Regions from separate parts of the Homo sapiens genome. Here region 1 is linked to region 2. Evidence: read pairs that join two places in POLR2A ChIA-PET (ENCODE). Cell type or tissue: Panc1. All regions are shown on one strand.

The links. ChIA-PET counts read pairs that join two places held together with the same protein. Peaks named below come from ENCODE experiments on the same cell type or tissue, not always from the same donor. Only the 100,000 strongest peaks of a DNase experiment are listed, where the experiment ranks them.
Region 1: POLR2A ChIA-PET joins it to region 2 with 6 read pairs; 3 of 35 experiments call an interaction of 5 or more read pairs at or near these places.

The regions. Positions count from the first base shown.
Region 1 is chr1:37,574,420-37,578,419 of GRCh38, reverse strand. It overlaps GNL2 (G protein nucleolar 2), which reads left to right. Exons shown (of 16, transcript NM_013285.3): 9 at 1,864-1,992; 10 at 2,721-2,825; 11 at 3,597-3,755; 12 at 3,964-4,000. Among named protein-coding and RNA genes, the nearest start is that of DNALI1, 19 kb to the right of the region's middle. RefSeq lists an enhancer at 1,091-2,290. In Panc1, no CTCF peak of the experiment used is centred here; a DNase peak (open chromatin) is centred at 1,709.
Region 2 is chr1:37,625,320-37,629,319 of GRCh38, reverse strand. All of the region lies in intron 3 of RSPO1 (R-spondin 1), which reads left to right. Among named protein-coding and RNA genes, the nearest start is that of RSPO1, 7.6 kb to the left of the region's middle. In Panc1, no CTCF peak of the experiment used is centred here; no DNase peak of the experiment used is centred here.

The DNA.
Region 1 (4,000 bases), 51 kb after region 2:
TTGCCCAGGTTGGAGTGGAGTGGCCTGATTTAGGCTCACTGCAATCTCCGCCTCCTGGGTTCAAGCAATTCTCCTGCTTCAGCCTCCCAAGTAGCTGGGAGTACAGGCAAGCACCACCAGACCTGGTTAATTTTTGTATTTTGAGTAGAGTTGGGGTTTCACCATGTTGGCCAAGCTGGTCTCAAACTCCTGACCTCAAGTGATCTGCCCACCTCAGCCTCCCAGAGTTCTGGGATTACAGGCATGAGCCACTGTGCCTGACTGGGACCCAAATTTTTTGTTGGGAGGACATCCTGTAGATACCAGTGTCTGTAGGTCTTTTTTCTTGGGCTTGTGAGTTTCCCCAGAAGAGAATCTTTCAATCTCTAGCTCTAGGGGTATAGAATCCTGGCTGCTAGAGTTCTGGGAACTCAGTGGGAATAGTAGACTGGGCATCTCACTATTGAATACTTAGATTTTCAATTAATCATTCTGGGAATACTGTTATTATCTCTAAATCCAGGATCCCTTTCAAGTCTGAAGATTACAGATACTTTCAAACATGTGACATTTCAAAAAATCCAAAAGCCACTTTCATAGGCCCTGGATTTCTTTGAGAGTAGAGAAGTTGTGTGCCCACCCTGAATGAGGGAGGGGATGGAGAAGTGTGGCTGCTTTGGCAGACTATCTGCTGGTCCTTGTTTTCAGCCCTATCTTAAGAGGGATCTACCACCAATTCCCAGTGATTCCCAATGAATCTCTGTGATTCATTGTCATTATTATTGCTGGATCTTTAGTTTTTCTATCTTTACAACCACTTAGCTTTTATATTTTGTAATGGGCCAAGTTTGATACTACTTTTAAGCATCTAGTATTTTGTTTAACATCACTTTAGTTTTTGTTGTCTCATCTCCATCTCATTCTCTGGTTCAGTATGTTTGGTTCTATTGGTTTAAAAGTGTTAATGTCCACTGCTGTCATTCTAGTGGAGTTGGTGAGGGAACGGGGTTAGCATGTATGTTCAGTCCACCATCTTTAATCGGAAGCCTCCATTCGTTTGTAGGCCCTCTTCTTGATAGCAAGCTCTGCCTTTTTGAGACTTTCACCCTGTAGTCGTAACTTTCAAGGTTGCTTTTTTTCTTTTGTTATTTATTTTTGGCAGTGGAAATGCAGATGTATTATGCAAAGAAAAGGGGGGGTGAGTTGTGGGATTGTCCAGTTGATGAACCTGTTCATATTCTTTTTCCCGAAGATGTTTTATCAATAGATGGCATTGTTCTAAATCAGTGACTAACAAGCTGTTTTTCTTCTTTTGTTTCTTTTTTTTTTTTTTGAGACTGGAGTCTCTGTCACCCAGGCTATAGTGCAGTGCATGATCTTGGTTCCCTGCAACTTCGGCCTCCCAGGTTCAAGCGATTCTCCTGCCTCAGCCTCCCAAGTAGCTGGGATTACAGGCTTGCGCCACCATGCCTGGCTAATTTTTGTATTTTTAGTAGAGACAGGGTTTCATCATGTTGGCCAGGCTGGTCTCGAACCCCTGACCTCAGGTGATCCGCTCTCCTTGGCCTCCCAAAGTGCTGGGATTACAGGCGTGAGCCACTGTGCCGAGCCTTCTTTTATTTCTTGACCTACATACTTTTAACCTTAACACATACAAGGATAATTTCACTTGCATGACTGAGGAAATGACTCACCTCTGATTTATTAATAAGCATATGTATCCAGCTTACTCAGATTATGTAGGTGGTGTGTATCTAGGCTTCAGATCAAGTTGTATCAACAGTTTTGCACTGTATTCTTGATATTAACAAAGTAATACAACCTACTTGTCCAAAGGGATATATATGACTGCATGTATGTGCTGTGTATTCTCTCTTTGAACAGTTGCACACTGACAAGAAACAGATCAGTGTTGGGTTCATTGGCTATCCAAATGTTGGCAAGAGCTCTGTGATAAATACATTGCGTTCTAAGAAAGTTTGCAACGTGGCTCCCATTGCAGGTGAAACAAAGGTACGTTGGGCGCAGGGTGACCTTACTTTTGCATATTTTCTTTTCATAGAGAGTGATTGTTTAGGACTTGTTGATTTCTCTCTGCTTCTCTTGAATGCAGACCACCACTAGGAGTTTAGCTCACCATATAATAGTTTGGAACGTATCAGAGTTGTTTCTGCCCACTTTGATAAGACTGAGAGTATTTTATATGCCCCCGTGTGGCTTTGGCCTGTGTTAGTTAATGTGATTCATATTTAGATCTGTTTTAAATTATCACTCCAGCCTTTTATTTTGATAAACAAAACTAACCCAAGAATATTTGATGCCTGGGTTAAGAAGCCTCAAACTTAAGGTAGGTTCTGAAAGTTGGGGGTCATATCCTAGAACACATAGTGGGGAACAGCATGGTTTTGCTTAAAGGCAATGAGGTCAAGCAGTACTAAGCTCTCAAGAGTACTTCTAAAACTCAGGAAAGGTTCACCGGGTATAATTGCACAATACGAGATGGAAATCCTGTCTCTGTGTTGTTTTTAGACTCTTAGCTGATGGAAACTATAGTTTACACTTAGTGGAAGTATCTTGTGCACGGCACAGATGAGAGAGTTAGTAGCTTAATTACTTAGCGCGTTGCTTTTCTTTGACTCACCCCTTCCTCCTTTCCAGCTTCATACATGAGCATCAGGGGTTTGTGAAATTAGACTCTTAGTGTTTGATACAGGACATCTCTGACTTTTTTCTGACTTCAGGTCTGGCAGTATATTACTTTGATGCGTCGGATATTCCTGATTGACTGTCCAGGTGTGGTTTACCCCTCTGAGGACTCCGAGACAGACATTGTGCTAAAAGGAGTTGTGAGTATTTGGCCCTGATAGGCTGTTTGTGTTTGCGGGGGAGTGTTCTATAGGGAACCCTGGATACCTTTCCTTTTTACTTATTAAGAAGGCAGTTTGGGGTCAGCCTGTCTGACCAAACTTTAGGAACATGATGCTGAACAGCAGCCTCTCAGCATAAGCTGTTTGAGGAATTAGTGGAACCATGGGCATATCTGGTCAATATCATCCCACAAAAGAGTTTGTAGTTTACACACAGGATCCAAAGGGAAGCAGGGCCTGTTTATGCTTAGCGATAATTCGTCTTCGTGGGTTTATGGGTTGAGTCATTTTGGAACCCAGTCATTTCCTCACTTGTTTCTGAATACGACTGAAAAACTGTAAATGGTTCCACTTAACCTTGACCATGCTTCTGGCTATACATCCTGTACACATTCCTCCTCTCCTTTCTTAAACTATTCCATTATTTTTGTGTCCTGGGATGGGCAGGCTTTTAACCATTTCTGCAAGTGAGTAACATGAAGCATTCCAAGTTTAAACTGTGGCAGCCACACAGTTAGTTTGTGGTGAGTGGGGATTAAAGCTGAGTTCTGGGCTCCGTGGCTATGGTCAGCTTTCAGCAGTGCTCCTTGCAGCTGACCATGTCTAGCCCCGTCAGAGACAGGCTCCTGCCAATCTCCACGAGCTTTGTGATGTTGAAGTCTATTTTCAAATAGTGCTGCAAAGGACACTGGGAACTTCACTGCTTCCACAACAAAGTTTGTAAGTGAGAGATTTCCTATTAACATTTAGGTTCAAGTAGAAAAAATTAAGAGTCCTGAAGACCACATTGGTGCTGTACTTGAACGAGCAAAGCCAGAATATATCAGCAAAACATACAAGATTGATTCTTGGGAGAATGCTGAGGACTTTCTTGAGAAGCTCGCTTTCCGGACTGGGAAGTTACTAAAGGTGACCCGGCGTTTGTGAGAATTTAGACTGATACTTGTCACAAGCATGTATGTATATGATATGGGCCTTTTTTTGGTATGCATGTATGAGCAGTGTGAAACTTGTCACTTAAGTGATGATGAACCCCTGGGACAACTGAAATACCCCCAAAGTGGTAGGTGGTTTTGGTCCTTTGAATTTAATTGGGAATCTCTTTGTGACCTTTCAGGGTGGAGAGCCCGACTTGCAGACTGTGGGTAAGATGG
Region 2 (4,000 bases):
TTCTAGATTAACCCCTCTCTTGTGAGGATCCAGTTTGTGGATTATGCCTTTGTGGATTATGTGCTTTGACATAACACCAGCTTTGTGTGGTATCCATGGAGATGCTTCCCCAATCCCCCTGCCCTGGGGCTCCTTTTTTGGCTAAAGTGCAGCCATCAACCCTTTTGGGTTAGGAGCTCTGCACAACTTAGCACTGGGTAACAGGGCTTCCCCTGCCCAGATCATAGGGCAGGAACAGTGGAGTAGGGAGGGTCAGGAGACTGTCCACTGCTGTGGCTTTTAAACCATGCCTAGTGGGATTCAGGGAGCTACAGTGGCATCGAAGGGGAGACAAGCAGGCAGGGGTCTGGCCCGACCACGCTTCAAACCAGAGCAGTCTCACTTTTCCCTGCTTTTGGTAATGAGCATCCACATAAGAAGTCGTTGGAAGAGAGGGTTCTCATAGCTTAAAAAGAAAACCAAAATCCTATCATTGTACAGATGCTAAGAAAGGGGAAGAAACAGGTCTAAGGAGATACAGTTGATGTTGGAACCCAGGTCTCCCAATGCCTGTGGGCCCAGTCTTCTTGAAAGCCGAATTTGATGGAGGTCAAGGGTAATCTGTCCCTAGCCCCTTGATAGGCACTCCTCAGCCTCTGCTTAAGGTCTCCAGTGATGGGGCCCCAGTGCTGTAGGGGTGGCCACTGTGTGTGAGGGGCCCACACGAGGGAGATGGTGGGGGACTCCAGAGTCCCAAGTCCTCATCTGTCTTTTGACATCCCGCATGAGAAGATGCCACACCCACAGGCAGGAGATCTTCCTGAAGTCTAGCCCAGCTCCCTCTTGCTTCATGTTTCCCTGCAGACGGAGGCCCCCCAGTGAAGGCTGAAAAGCAGTGGGGTTTTGCTGGGGCTCCACGGGAGCAGCCAAGGCCAGGACTCAGCCCAGGGAGAGAAGCTCAGAGAATTGGTGAAGCTGAAAATCCCTGGCTTAACAAACAATTAGAGACGGTTAGGTTTAATCAGCAGCAAGGCCTTGATTTTCCTCCCTTCTCATCTGTTGTGGCCAGTATTTTGGACTCCATGGGCCAGATGCGGTTTAGCGGTTTATAATCGGTCTCCTCTATTTCCGAAATGAGAGAGAGAGAGAGACAGAGAGAGAGAGAGAATGGGAGGAACCATTCACATTCATGCAATGTGTACATGTGCTTAACGCTGACCCTCACCCATGCAGAGCCTCATGCCTGGCTAAACCAGAGGTCACAGGACCTGAGTTCAAGTCTGTTGTATTAAAAAGGAAAGAAGTACTAGACTTGGCATCAGAAAGGGCCTGGTCCTAGCGATGGCGAATCTCCTGCACCAATTTTGACGTGCTTGCTCGCTTTTCATATGGCCACATCTAACAGCCGTGGCAGCACATGAGCCAGTTTTCATTACCAAGTGATGTGAGTAACAGACATCCTTGATGGTAAGAGGCAAGGGTGGGGAGAGGTGTGGAGACAGGCTCAGGGGTGCAGGGAGGGATGAAGGTTGTGCTGTTTGTCAATACTTGTTATGTAATAGCCATAGTCATCGCAATCAGGAAGCTGAAATGCAATGTATAGGAGGATAGTAAGGCTTACATGAGATAATAGGTATATATATATAGTTTTGTTTTGTTTTGTTTTGTTTTGTTTTGTTTTGTTTTGTTTTGTGATGGAGTCTTGCTCTGTCACCCAGGCTGGAGTGCTGTGTCACGATCTTGGCTTACTGCAACCTCCGCCTCCCGGGTTCAAGTGATTCTCCTGCCTCAGCCTCCCAAGTAGCTGGGATTACAGGCATGTGTCACCATGCCTGGCTAATTTTTGTATTTTTAGTAGAGACAAAGTTTTGTCATGTTGGCCAGGCTGGTCTTGAACTCTTGACCTCAGGTGATCCACCCACCTCAATAGATATATATTTTTAACACCTTTGTAAAACATCAAGTTCTGTGTAGACTCTGGGTGCAAATCATTGTTATATAAACAATGTGTAGACCATTTTGCCTTACTGATTCTGGGGGAGTAGGGAAGGGAAGAAGGAAGACCAAGACAGCTGTGTGTGCCTGGCCTCTCGATAAGACAAGCGTGGAAGGGCACTGGGTGGACCTCGGGGCAGGGGTAGGTGTGCTGTGTATGAGCCTCAGGGTTGTTGACTCTGGCTGACAGTCCTCGGCTGCAGGGTAGGAGGGCCACCAGAAGCCACTCAATCTAAATCTCATTCTGAGCTATTATACACTAGTTTTGAAGCCATGTCTGATTTCGGAGTCTGAGTGATGGTCTGCCTGCATGGAGCGAGAAAAGTTGAGCAAAGAACTTCTCTTTAGCTGTGAGTGGTGAAGTCCCCTTGAAGTTCCCCTCCTCCACTCATTGAGGACCCTGCCCCTCCCTGAACTCCTGTTCACTAAGCCCCTTGTCTTCTTGCTAGCCCTCACCCCTGATCTGGGGTCCCTGCACCTTCCTGAGCCCTCATTCCCACTCATCCCTCGCACTGAGTAATTCTCCTTCCTGAGCCCCTTCTCCTCTCTGATTCTTGGGCCCCCTCTCTCAGTCCTGCCTCCCAGGAAGCCATCATTCCTTCATTGAGCCCTGACTTCTCCAGAAGCCAGGAGCCCCCTTTGTGCCTCTTCTCACTGCCCCATCCTCCATCTGGAGCCTCTACCCCTGCTGCACTGACAGCCTTACAGTCCCTCATCCCTCACTGAATCCCCAGTCCTTCCTTGGGTCATTCTGCAAATGTTCATTGAGATCCTGCAAGCTGGCCCTGATCACAGAGATGAATCTCGAGGAGCCCGCAAGCGAGTGGGGGAAGACAAAATGTCAATCCAGTTCGGGAATGCCGCACAGGAGAAAACCCGAGGGCATGGACAGCCCCGGGGAGTTGGGAGGAGGCATAGAGTGTTCCTTTAGGAAGTGGGGTGCAGCTAGGAGTAGCTGGGGAAATGAATTATCAAGGGGGTTCTGGAGAGCCCTAGGATTTCCACTGGAGAAGCTGTGCTCATATTTTTTCTGTTGGAAAGAAGTGTTTTGCCACTAAACAAGCCATCCAGAACCTACTGGGATCGAGCAAGGAAGCTGTCTGGGGCTGAGGGGAGGGTCCGGGGAGAAGATGCTGCAGGGTAGAGGTCGGGTTATTAAGCTCTTCTCACCTGCCAGGCTGAGGAGTTTGGACTTGGCCTGACTCCAGCTACAGTGGGTGAGGAGCTACTGAGGCTTTCATCAAGGAGCCCAGAGCCCAGCTGCATAGAGGGTGGGGGAGGTGGCTTGAGGCGGGAAGCAAACAGCCCAGGTAAGAAAAAGTGAGGATCTAAAGTAAGCTCACAGTTGAGCTAAAGAATCCTGGGTCTGGCTTGGCATGGTGGCTCACGCCTGTAATCCCAGCACTTTGGGAGGCTGAGGCGGGCGATCACCTGAGGTCAGGAGTTCAAGACCAGCCTGCCCAACATGGCGAAAGCTTGTCTCCACTAAAAATACAAAAATTAGCCAGGAGTGGTGATGTGCACCTGTAGTCCTGGCTACTTGGGAGGCTGAGGCAGGAGAATCGCTTGTACCTGGGAGGCGGAGGTTGCAGTGAACTGAGATTGTGCCATTACACTCCAGCTTGGGTGACAGAGCAAGACTTTGTTTCCAAAAAAAAAAAAAAAGAATCCTGGGCCTACCAGCGGGACGTGCCCAGGGCTTGCTGAATGTGCAGGTCCCAGGAAGCCACAGGGATAGATCCACCTCCTGGGACAGCATGTGGCCTGAGAGGGGCCCTGGCCTACTCACTTCCTCAGTCTCCTGGCTGAGGCCCCACTACCTATCCTCCTACCCTCGCCAACTGAACTCAGGTCTCTCTTACCAAACCCATTTCCTCCAAGACTAGATTCCACCCCAAAACCAAGATTATCACTCTCTGGGTCACGGTGAGTTCTCTCCACCCACCACTGTCCCTAACCCATCCCACCTGAGTCCCTCATCCATGTTCCATCCTGGTCCCTCCACTGTAGTGAATTTTCATTAAGA